Linked DNA regions of Homo sapiens: regions 1 and 2 are each linked to region 3. The links are chromatin contacts, found by Hi-C or POLR2A ChIA-PET in ENCODE. All regions are on one chromosome and are shown on one strand. Each heading gives the region's core, a stretch centred on a gene start or an enhancer-like site at or near the end of the contact. The rest is flanking DNA. Distances are from core to core; before and after follow the strand shown.

Region 1 (4,174 bases), core at 765-3,264, 740 kb after region 3:
AACTGTCTGTTTTTATTTCCTTTTCTCTAAAAAAACGTTGGCGGGGGAAAATGAGTACCTGTTTTATAGGGCTGTTGTGGGGATTAAGTGAACTAATTTATATAAAGTTCTTAGAACAATGACTAGCCCAGAGTAAGTGCTCCATCAGTGTTAGTCATTCTTATTTATAGAAAGAATATCAGAACCAGAGCTCTTCCAGAATAGAAGCAGTTGCTTCAACCAGCAGGAAATGTTCTGTTGATGGACAAGTCCAAGCCCCAAAGCCTCACCAGGATGGTGGCCTAGCATCACATGGTCTAGGTTAGGAGGTCTACCTGCCCTACACAATGTCTCGGTCTTTGAAATAAGAATAAAATGATGAGTGTTACAGTTTTATGGAACAAAGTAAGAATCCAATAACAATTCAGTGTTCCATTTAAACCATATCATGCAAAGTAAATCATTTATCTCATTTTATAGATAGGAATCTGAGATATGCACACATTGAGGGTCTTTTGACTACAACTCCAGGGTCTTTCTCCTGCTGAACCCTGTGTGGCCGTGGAACAATCATAAGTGAACATAATATACAAGATGTAGGACATGGGCCCGACAAGAGAATCAACACGTCTCTAAGTGCAGACAAAATCATAAGAATTACAGGGGCTCCTAGATTGGAGAGGCCTTAACCAGGGCTTTGGAATTATGGCAGCAAAAGAATCTCTTTGGTGAAACTGCATCTTAAAAACACTATGTAGAATCGAATCTGGATGCAATGCTAGCATTCAGAACAAAACCCAGTTATTGGATACTTAATATAAGTTAAATATTCAATTATGAAGTTTTATGCACACTAAGGAATTGCTTGCTATCTCTTTAGTAATTGATGTATTTCCATACCCGATCAGAAACTAAATCAGCTCTCCACTTTCCAGGACATAAAACTTTCCAATTTGTTTGCATTTCAAAAAATTGCTCACACACACACATTTGAATTATGACTCATGAAAAGAGAAATAACAATACAGTCAGTCACACGTTGCTTAACAGCAGGGATATGTTCTGAGAAATTGTCGTTAAGTGATTTCATGGTTGTGCAAACATCATAAAGTGCACTTAACACAAATCTAGATGGTATAAGCTACTACACACCTAGGCTATATGGCATAGCCTATTATTCCTGGGATACAAACCTGTACAGCACGTCGCTGCTTACCTCAGAAGCACCATAAACATGTGAGTAATTATGATGGCTATACTGTCACTCGATGACAGGAATTTTTCAGCTCCATCATAATCTTGTGAGACCACTGTCACATACGCAGTCTACAGTTGACCAAACATCATTATGTGGCACATGACTGTACTTTTTATTTGTACATTTCTTTCTAGTTTCTATTGTGCTGTACTATCCATCATAGCAACTGAACTTATAACAATGCTGTGTGGTAGGTATTGCTATCCTTGATTTTATGGTCAAGACGTCAAAACATTGACTGGTGCAGAGTCACCCAGATAATTAGGCCAAAGCCATAGAAACAAAATCTGATGACTCCATGTCTAATGCTTTTCGTGCCACGACAGAGCCATCATGAACAGTGAACATGAAGGATCTCCACCAAGCTTGATGTCTGGGAACTATTCAACCCTCGGTGGAAGTTTGTTGGGTTCCCATGTTTATCTGAGTTATTTTACCAGGTTCCTGTAGGACTCACTCATCTCACTGGACTCTGCTGCCCTAACCCAAGGGGACTAGGCAGGTTTTCCCAATGCCAGATGGTTGGGCTGGGAGAAGCATTATAAACGAAATGAGTGAGCCACTACATCCCAGGGGAAATGCCGCTTGGATCTTTGAGAAGAGGCCAAGGGGGTGCCTGACAAGACCCAAAGGGAACCGTTATTATGGGCAATTCACAGGGTCCATGTTCTGGCCCTTCCCCTCACAGGCTCATAAATTCCTCCTGTCAGAGCTACAGATTTGACTGGGCCCAGAGCACTGACTCACACTAGTAATGCGCACAGAGACATTCATCAAATTAGCTGCCAAATCTGCTCGTTCGCAATGAGGAAACTCATTGTCAAGGGGATGGGTGCTCGTGTCAGCCTGACCAGCTGTGGGCAGCCTACAGGGAGAGTCAAGTAACCAGAGGCTCTTTCGTGGGCCTCACCCTGATTAGTGGCAGAGAATTAACTGGATGATCAAAATGTTTAGTGGTCAGAGGCGGGATAACAGATGACACTTCTGTCTCATTGCAGGACAGACTTATCAGAGAGAGAGAGAAACTGAGGCCAGTCTGACCAGATGTGTCATCATAAGGCTGCTGAGATGACACTGGCACCCTCTGTGACCCTCCTTTAGCTGAGTTTGTTCCGTACCAACTCCGTTCTGACAGACACATTCTGAACTACATTTCTGAATGTCAAGTTTGGCTGTAGCCAGGACTAATTCTGGCCCGTGAGTCATTCTGATTCTTTAAAGAGATTTTGCCCCACTCAAAACTAATACTTTCTATGTTGATTTCTGAGCCTAATTCCCAGAGTGCAATCTGATGTCCCTTATTTTCAAGTTTGTGGTGAGACTACACTCATCACTGTCAGCCCTGTGTCAGAACAGTCTGACTCACCCATTTCACTTTTGCAAAGTAAAAAAAAACAAACTTTAAAAATTCTTATTACAAAACCAACATAAGCCCTGTATTTAAAAACTAGTAAACATATGTACACACATCCACACACAGATTTAATCTCCTTTAATCCCAATGACTCAGTACATTCTGTCAATTCTCTTTATGTACACATTTTAATAAAATAATAATATTTTGAAAATTGCTTTTTCACTTTACATATTATGAACATCTTTGTTAACAAATAGAATTCTAAAACATCATTTGGATGACTATCTGCTATTCCATTCTATGAATAAAATTAAAATTATTTAAGCAAGCGTCAGTGGTTGGATATTTAGGTTGTTTCCAACTTTTTGCTCTTACGGCACACTGCACTGCAGATCCTTATGGATGAATATTTTTAATAAACATTTTATTTTAGAAGTATTTTAGGTTTGCAGAAAAGTTGCAGCCAGTATAGAGTTCCCATAATATAGAGTTCCCCTAATGTTAACATCTTATATTACCATGGTACATTTGTCATAACTGAAAAACCAACATTGGTATGTTAACATTAACTATACTCCAGACTTTATTCAGATTTCATTAGCTTTTCTACCAATGTCCCTGTTCCGTTCCAGGATCCAAATAAACATATCACATTGCATTTAGTGTAGCTGAATTTTTACGCACACATATACAAGAATTCCGTGACTTAGGCAATGGGGTTATGTCCTCATAAACCCATCATAAGTTGAAAATATCCTAAGTTGATAATGCATTTAATCCAACTAACCTACTGAACATCATAACTTAGCCTGGCCTATTTTAAACATGCTCAGAACACTTACATTAGCCTACAGCTGGGCAAAATTATCTAACACAAAACTTATTTTATTAGAAAGTGTCGAATAGCTTATGTAACTTCTTGAATACTATACTGAAAGTGAAAAACAGAATGATGGTGTAGGTACTGAAAGTATGGTTACTACTATACCATGCATATTGCTTCTGCACCATAGTCAAGTCCAAGGCTCTTAAGCAGAACCATCATTAAGTTGGGGACCATCTGTATTACTTCCATTTATTCCTGGACATGAAAGAATAAACTCCTGGAAGTGCTGGACCAAAAGACACAGAAGTTTTGAAATTTTTTGATACACGTAACTGAATTGCCCACCAGAAGTGTTATACCAACGCACATTCCTCCCATTAATGCATTAGAATGTCCATATACATGCTGACAATGCTGTTTCTTGTAACCACTTTGAACCCTATTATGATGGTGTCACAGCAAAGTCAAATTATAGAAAGAATAAGCTGATTAATGTTGAGGGCCCTATCTCTGTTTATCTGGCTGGGTGCAGGGAGGTTTTAGCATATGTGCAGATTGGTGAGCTATATGTCCTTCAAGCAATCCTCTAATGTCTTATGTGATGACTAGCTAAGCCTTGAATAGATATCAAGAAGTAGTGAGCCTAACGGTCAATGCATGGCCAGAGAAGTGTACCTGGGAGCTCTTTCATGTTGCCAAGATTACAGTCGTCTTCAGTACAGCTCCATAGACACGTGTGCTGGAAGGAATCAAT
Region 2 (3,908 bases), core at 378-2,877, 530 kb after region 3:
ACTGGTGTTGATTGTTATTATTCTTTTACTTTCCTTTCCTTCTAATTTTTACCTCCAAGCCTTTTTTTAAACCATAGTTTTGGTTTTTATAGGAATTATGCTTTAAAAAGACACCTACCAAGTATCACACACCCAGTGAGGTGTGCCCCATCCATTATCTCATTTAGTCTTCACAGTGATTCATTAATTCTCCCGTTTTTTACAGCGAAGCAAGTGCAACTCTTAAGAGTTGCCTGTGATTTGAAGACTTTGCTGTTAACTAGTGTCAGGACAAACTTTTGAGCCCAGCTTAGTCTGACACTCCACTTTGCCTACCTGGGAGAAGCCTCAGAGATCCCTGTAGCCCGCATATCCTGTCGTATCCACAAGGGACTTGTCCCAGGTCACAGAGAAAATCACAGGCAGCACTGGGGCTAGAACTCACATCTCCTGAAGCTCAAACCAGCACTTCAAGTTCTCTGCTGTTATGTGTTTCAGTCACTTTCCCGACCCAGGAGAGGCACGATCTAAATCATCCTTTCCCAAACCATCACCCAGAAATCTCTATTTGACAAACTTCCGAGACTGCTTTCTTTGTGATGCTTCTAATCCTCATGCGTGGTGAGGAAGATGGCAGGTAGGGGAAAAGCTTAGGAGCTTAGTTCCTGTTTATCCATGTGTCATTCTTTTAGTCCCTGAGGCTACAATATCCATTTAGAAAGATTAAATAAAATGGAGTTGGGGACAGAGAAAGGGGAGCTCAGGGGGAGGCCGAGCGAAAGAAGAAAGTGGAATTCTCTAAGCATTAGACTAAAGAGCCTAAGACATTACTCATTCTCAAATGGGTCTCACTTCTTAAAGACAAACTGGCTTCCTGGGAAATCGCAGGCAGGTGAAAGCAGCTTGGGTGATTCTTTTTTTGTCCGTGAACTTGGCTTTTCTTTTCAGCATTCTCAGGTGCACTCAGGGCCCTGGGAAGAGATTGGGCTTTTTCAAAAGACATTTCCACCTCCTAATCTCTGTGCCTACAAACCAAATATTGATCTATTTAGTAAACCAGCCCATGGGAGGAGAGATTATAAAGCCCTGTTTACTCAGCAGTTGGGCCCCCCTGACAGCTGTTCAATGAGGGATTATGATGTCACAGTGGTAATTACACTATAAACAGGGGATAGGAGGAGAATAAAGCATGAAAGGGAACGCTGGGCTTGTTACCAGGCAACACAAAATATGCAACCTGAAACCAGGCAAGCATGTAAATTTCCTTACAAGCCTCCCAGATGTCCTCACTTTATGGCCAATGCTCAGTTTCAGTTTCAATTTGTTTATTTGCCCTTCTTCAATCACAAATGTGGAGCTGAGAATGTTGGAAGAGAGAAGAGAAAGCAAGGAAAAATAAGACAAGGAGGGCCCCTGCTCTCTCCCCCGGGGGTGTAAGTGGGTCCTGAGAAAGAGAAGGGGCTGAGTCCGCTCTGTGCAGGAAGCTCTAGAGGTCAATGTCCCAGAAGGAAGATCAACCCAGTAAAGAGGCTAAAGGCAGCTAAGAAAAAGAGCCCAGGAAAGAGGAGAAAGAGAAAAGGGGAGTGGAAAGTGAGAAGATAAAACTGGCTACCTAGGAAAAGGAAGAAGAGTCCATTGCAGGATCAGACCCCAGGAACTAGAAGGGGCCCCTGGAGTCCCCACGGTCACAGCCCCACCTAGTGGGTGCCCTATGTTCTTTATGCTATTCTTTTAGTGATGGCATTCCTCATGGTGCCAGGCAGCTCTGCCTTTCTCTGGGTGGCTTTATCGGAAAAGTCCTAGGTTGAGCTGAAATCAGCATCCCGGTTCTAGACGCCTCCCCAACCCATTTGTTCAGATTCCACGCCTCAGGAAAAGTACCTTACAGCCCCACAGAGATTTGGAAACAATGGCCAGGATACCCTGTGTTTTTCTTCCCCTGGATTCTCATTCCAGCAATAGGTCTCCCGGTGGGCTTTTCAGACGAAATTGCTTCTTGCCCAAATCAAACAATTTTCAGTGTGCCTATGTTCCTCTTACAATGTAGGCTTTGAAACCAGACACACCCTCCCAGGTGTGGTTTGACCTCACAGAATTAAACAGAGCCAGCTACATCTCCCCTCTCTAGTCTCATCCATGAGGCCCTGCTGTTTAGAGAGCTACAGAGGTGGGCTGGAAATGGCTGCAGCAGGCGCATGAGAGTGGATTGTTAAATTTTCAGGAATTCTGTGAGCCGGTTGTGAATCCTTGGTAGCTTGAAAGCCACCATGGGGAAAGTATTTGCACCACAGATATCGGGCAAATGCAGGAAACCAAGGCTTTCCTTTACCATCCCCCAGAGAGCGGGTCTACCAGCACACCACTGTCCCCGACCAACCACTTTCCACTTCTTTTGGGATTCAGTGCCTCGCAGAAGATAGGCAGAAGCCTGAAGCCAGAGAGCCTCACAAATGACAGGCCTTCCTACAAAAAGCTTTGAAAGAGGGAACCAGTGCCTCTGTTAGATCTAAAGATCATGGGACAGGAGTTTAATTCCTTTTGACTCTTCCAACTAGCGTGACCACCTTTGCTGACTAAGAACCTTTCTCTTGGGAGTGGCTCACATTATGGCCACACAGTTTTCCACAGGGCCCTCCAAGAGGCAGATGTTGAATGGCCAGGTTGCCTAAATAAATAAATAAATAAAGTCACTAAACTGAATTGTAGAGGTGGCTGCAGTTGCTTGCATGGACACAAACACAGCAGCTCAATCAGTGGCTTTTCTGCAAACCTGGGAATTCTGTGAAATTTCTTCTTTTTTTTAACTCTAGGAATAACTGTCTAGAATGATGGTTTGGCCAGAGCTAAGTTTCCATCCTGGTTCAGCCCCTCCCTTGGTGTTTGATGGGATGTTCATTAGTTTCCCTTGCTGGGCCTCAGTTTCCATATCAGTCAGTGGTATGGGTTGAGTCTTAGGATGTCTAACTGCAGATGAGTTTTGCAACTGACTCCAACATGGGCTGTGGCATTCATATTCTGATGAGTGCAGTGAGCAGAGCTGAGTTGGTTGAGCAGTGTTTTTGTACAAGCTAATCTTACTGTGCAGACTTGCTCTCTGCCTTCACTCCTGTTGTCCTGGGTGATGGTTTGTTTGCTGTGACCAGCCTCTCCTCAGATGCACTGTCAATGCTGATGAAATTGTCCTCAGTATTGCAGCTCTGGGCCAGATTATCTCCCAGAGAGTCTCCTCCAATCCCAAGCTGATTTGAAGTCACTTCCCTAAAAGAGGCATCCTCAGGTGACCCACCCTGAAGCTTCAGATGAAGTAGAGGTCTGGGGGCCTTGGCGAAGCCTCCACCCCTTTGCGAAGATTCTTTCTTTGGATCTTACTGGAACCTTTCTCAAGAGCAAAAGCTCACAGTCTTTTTCGTTTGCCAACCTTATGACAACTTAGAATGCACCCCAGTGCTCATACTGCATCTTCATCCCATGTTCCTTTCAAGAGCCCAGGTTCTGAAGTCAGAGAATCCTACATCATTTGCCAACCCAGTCTTTATCTCATCTCCTCTCTGCCACCCCCAACTGCAGCCATCCTGGCTTCTTGCTCAGCATCTACACTGCGTGTCCCTACTTCCCAAATTGCTCCTTCCACACATGTCCATATGAACTGATTTCCTTGAGTGTTCACAGAACACTCCACTAATCCCTCCCTACTCCACTCCCAGTGTGATCTGTCTCCATAGATTATCACCATCTTGACCATGATGTACTTTACTACCTGCATTTACCCTTTCCCCAGAATGTTAGGTCCAGGAGCACAGAGGCTTTGTTTTGTTCACTGCTGAATCCCCAGTGACTAGAACAGTGTCCGGCACATAGTAGGCACACAATTAATATTTGCCCAATGATTGAATATACAGTCGGTTCTCATTATTCTTGGATTCTGCGTC
Region 3 (4,117 bases), core at 310-2,809:
GAAGTATGATGGTACTCTCTGGGTATAAGCTGTGGCACTTCAGGATTTGTTGAAGGGCAGGAGCTGGCTCTGGGTGGCTGAGGCAGGCCTTTTGACCTGCTCTTCCCTCATCACTAGGACTGGAGCAGAAGAGAAGCATCCTTGAGTCTCAGCAGAGCTCGTGGGTAGTCAGTAGGGTGGCTGTGAATTTGTAGTGGGAGGCTGACCTGCAGAGATGGATATCAGCTCTCTGCTTTCTTTCAGCCAGGACCAGGCACCCCACTCTGCTCACTCCATATTTTTATGCCAAGAGGAGAGAGATTGAGATGGACTATGGTCAAGTGCCTTCAATGAGCCTAGCTTCATGACAATGGCACGTGAGTGTAACCAGAACCCAGAATATTCTCATAGAAAGTGGTGGTGGCCTGGCTGACATGGTGGTGCGTGGCTGTAATCCCAGCACTTTGAGGGGCTGAGGCAGGAGGATCCCTTGAGCTCAGAAGTTTGAGAGCAGCCTGGGCAACATAGCAAAACCCCATTTCTACAAAAATTAAAAAATAACTGAGAATGGTGGTGCATGGCTGCAGTCCTAGCTACTCAGGAGGCTGAGGTGGGAGGATTGCTTGGGCCCAGGAGGTTGAGGCTATAGTGATCTGAGATCATGCCACTGTACTCCAGCCTGGGCAACAGAGCAAGACTCTGCCAAAAAAAAAAAAAAAAGAAAAGAAAAGAAAAGAAAGAAAAGGAAGAAAGGAAGGAAGGAAGGAAAAGAGAGAAGAATGTGGTGGCCCATGTCACCTGCTTCAGAATGTAGAACAAAATAGGATCAGAGTTTCTGACTGCTGCAAAGCTCCTCTGCAATTTGTTCTAGCAGATGCGCCCAGGACAGTCATACATGTTAGTGGACCAGGGAAAACCAAGCTGGGTGGACAGGAAAGCCCTGGAGCGAAAAAACCTGAATGTCTTTTTCTGTCTCCAGTGGCGGTTGGCTTGCTCTGGTCGCCCACTCAGCTTTTCCCCTGGACTCCAGAGGCCTGGTACATGCATATCTCCAAGAGAGTATAAACCAAGTAAAACTGATGTCTGTGTAAACTACTGAGGAATCATGGAGAGGGAGAGATGAATTCTACCCGGGGTGGGGCAAGGATTGGCAAAGAAAGGGACATTTATATTGGGTTACGGAAGAGGAATAGGAGTTTTATGGGCAGAAAATAGGGAAAAGCATTCACTGCAAAGACAAAAACCTGTGAAAAATCGTATTTAAAAGCTAGTAAAGGGGCTCACCCTAAGGGAAGAGTGGGGAAGATGAAGCTAGAAGGAGCCCCGCAGGGTGAAGGGCCAGAAGTTATGGGGGCTGAGAAGACTGGGCACTCTCCTTATCATGCCAAGAGGTGCTAGACTAGTGGGGTAAATTTTCCTGCAGCAGTTTCAAGTTGACTCGAACCCTGGCCTTTTCACCCTGGGCCCTATGCCCTTTTATTTTCTGTCTTCCTCCCGCCCTCAGAGTAATTTCAAATAGGTCTCATTTAAGTGAGTAAACATCTCCAATTCAGGCACCCTTCCAAGAAAACGAAAAACACAAAACAAAACAGAAACCTGGGGATTTTACTACTTGGAGCGTGGAGGGAAGAGGCATGCCCAGGCAGGAACCTAGCTCCAGACAGCTTGGGTGGGACAAGAGGGCTGATCAGAGATGCTGGGATTCCCACTTGGGAGACCAGCCCCAGGGATCTCCTTGCATTGCTTCTCTTTTTCAGGGGAAAAGAAATCTCAGAGCAAATATTTGTCATGAAAAGGAAATTTTGGCCGGCCTCAGAAATCACAGATAATTAAGAGATATGATTTATCATTCGTGATGTTTCCCCGTCATGGCCAGGGTATGAGTAAGTGTTTTTCAAGCTGCTTGGCCTTAAACTCAGCGGCGGCTGCTGGGGAAGGCTCTTCTCGCACGTCAGGGGCCTTGCTCTGTCGTCGTTGGGACACAGGCAGGGGCTGGGCAGAGGCTGGGCAGAGGCCTCTCAGTAACAGTTCCCTGGACCGTGAGCCCTGCCTGCCGAGGGAGGATGGCCTGGCAGAACGGAGGGAACGCTGGCTTTGAAGCAAGGCAGACCTAGGTGGGATTCCTTCCTCTGTCATGGCCTCCAGCAACTTCCTTAGCTTCTCTGAGCCTGTTTCCCCCTTTGTGGAGTTAACACAGAGGTTCTCAAATGAAGCAATTTTGCCTGCCACCCCAAGGGACACTTAGCAATGTCTGGAGACATTTTTGGTTGTCACACTAGGAGTAAGGGTACTGGTGGTATCTGGTGGGTTGGGGCCAGGGATGCTGCCACATGTCCTGCAATGCACAGCACAGCCCTCCACAATAGGGACCTGTCGGCTTCGATTGTCACTAGGGCTGAGGTTGAGAAAGCCTGAGTCAAAGCAATGACACAGACCTCAGAGTTGTTGAGAAGATCAAGTGAGATCATCTATCTGTACTGCCTGACACAGAGTGAGCCCCAGATAAATGGGATAAATGGAAGTTTAAAAAGTGGCTGCTAAAGTCATTTCTCCAAAAGGTTATAAGGCCACCAGTCTGGGGTAGTTCTGAAGGAGAGATGCCAGCCGGGAAGAGAAGAAGGCTAACCAGACCTACCCTCTCTAAAGATTCTCCCTCCCACCCTCCCTTTCTTCCTTCTTTTCCTTCCTCCTCCTTCAAATGTTTACTGAGCACCTATTAGCAGCTAGAAATGGGATATAGTAGGGAATAGAACAAAAAGATTGCTGTCCTCATAGAACTTTCATCCTAGTGAATTTCCCACAAATGAATAATATACATTATGATATGCCAAATGGCAAAACAAAATTTTTTTTAATCCTATAAAAAAATAAAGCATGATAAGGGGCATAAACAGGAGTGCTGGGGTGTATGTGTGTAATCGCAGTAGGTGGGAGCAGGCCTTTGAGCAGAGGACTGGAGGACATGCAGGCGGGAGTCCACCAGAGTCAGCGTCCTATTCAGATCCCGGAGCTCCGCTCCTTGTCCAGAGGGCAGCTCCCAGCCCTTCTCAGATGGCCGGGCTGCTCTTGGCCGGGGTTGAGCGGTCCTGCGCCAGCTCCTTCAGTGTGGAGGCTTTCAGGGAGCACGGGGGAGATCAGCTCTGCCTGTCGGCCCGCCCTGAGCTGACCACAAGGGTGTTTGCAAAGGAAGGGTGGGGGGTTTCGCCGATTAGGGTCCATGTGCTCAGGCCCTGGCTTGAAGGAAGCCTGGCTGGGTGCCCAGGGGGTGAGTTGCTGGCTCTTGGTCTGCCTGAAGGGGCCTGGGGCTATTTGTACTCCACCCCAGGTCCTGGCAGCTGACTCAGGGCTGCCTGCCATGGCAGAGGCAAGGCCAGCTTCCAACTTCAGGAGGAGTGTGTCTGCAAGTGGGACCTTTGCCATGGTGGGTGGGGGAGTGAGAACATTAAAAAAAAAAAAGAAAAGATGCCACCTGTAACTACCTTCTTCTCGGGTCCTCAGGGCTTTTCCCCACTGTGCCTCCTTGAATGCCTGGGAGAGATAGTAAGGAAGTAGGATCGACAGGACTGGGTGTCTGTAGGGTGAAGAGATGCAGGGTCTTGAAGCCAGAGAGATGGGGGAGGTCAAAAGTCTTTCCACTTTATCATCACTTGTTTCCATTTAGCAAAAGTCTTTGCTGAGCAGTCCCCGCATGGCCAGCACTGGACTAGACAATGGCATCTGTCTTGTTCCCAGCGGCACCCTACATGCCTAGCACAGAGCTCTACGGATAGTGGGGGTGCAATGAGTACTTGGGGAATAAATATTTGGGGCATGTGGATTATCTGGAAGAGAAAAGACAAATGGCAGGCCACCATCGTCTGGGTCACCTGGGTTGGGTAGCTAAAATTACACATAAGATGAGAGTTTGGAGAGGTGGCTCAGAGAGGAGAGGCAGGGCTGAGGCAGGTGGAGAGAGATCTGGAGGCAGGTCTAGGAAGCGGTGAGGGTGCCTTTCCCTGGAGCCATTGCAACTGATGGTTAGGCCAGGGATTTAGGGCAGAGCCATCACCAAAATGAGGAGACAGGGGGAAGACATGAAGGCTTTCAGAATAGGGAGTGAATGAAGACAAAAGGACTGTTCCTGGCTCCACGCCTCTGC

What was found. Hi-C counts contacts between places; a loop is a spot of excess contacts on that map. ChIA-PET counts read pairs that join two places held with the same protein, here RNA polymerase II (POLR2A). Pooled maps may share reads with other maps.
Region 1: a map of MCF 10A shows a loop between it and region 3 (3-fold over the local background). The contact joins two enhancer-like sites. A Hi-C loop is called at or near these places in 2 of 168 maps with a recorded cell type or tissue (MCF 10A and aorta) and 3 of 50 pooled maps. POLR2A ChIA-PET finds 5 or more read pairs at or near these places in 3 of 52 experiments (H1, MCF 10A and WTC11).
Region 2: a map of mammary epithelial cell shows a loop between it and region 3 (4-fold over the local background). The contact joins two enhancer-like sites. A Hi-C loop is called at or near these places in 2 of 168 maps with a recorded cell type or tissue (MCF 10A and mammary epithelial cell) and 4 of 50 pooled maps. POLR2A ChIA-PET finds 5 or more read pairs at or near these places in 2 of 52 experiments (MCF 10A and PC-9).

Annotation. Positions count from the first base shown.
Region 1 is chr9:108,476,622-108,480,795 of GRCh38, forward strand. No RefSeq gene overlaps it. Among named protein-coding and RNA genes, the nearest start is that of ACTL7B, 380 kb to the right of the region's middle. Within about 2 kb of position 2,015, at least 13 of the 41 ENCODE cell types and tissues checked have a DNase peak (open chromatin) inside an H3K27ac peak, as active enhancers do.
Region 2 is chr9:108,271,049-108,274,956 of GRCh38, forward strand. All of the region lies in intron 4 of LOC105376214 (a long non-coding RNA gene), which reads right to left. LOC105376212 (a long non-coding RNA gene) reads right to left here. Exons shown (of 3, transcript XR_930235.3): 1 at 316-3,908. Among named protein-coding and RNA genes, the nearest start is that of ACTL7B, 580 kb to the right of the region's middle. Within about 2 kb of position 1,628, at least 17 of the 41 ENCODE cell types and tissues checked have a DNase peak (open chromatin) inside an H3K27ac peak, as active enhancers do; they include mammary epithelial cell, where a contact is called at or near this core.
Region 3 is chr9:107,736,637-107,740,753 of GRCh38, forward strand. The region is part of intron 1 of LOC105376208 (a long non-coding RNA gene); the gene reads left to right. Among named protein-coding and RNA genes, the nearest start is that of KLF4, 250 kb to the left of the region's middle. RefSeq lists enhancers at 1,558-2,059, 2,060-2,559, 2,689-3,189. Within about 2 kb of position 1,560, at least 24 of the 41 ENCODE cell types and tissues checked have a DNase peak (open chromatin) inside an H3K27ac peak, as active enhancers do; they include mammary epithelial cell, where a contact is called at or near this core.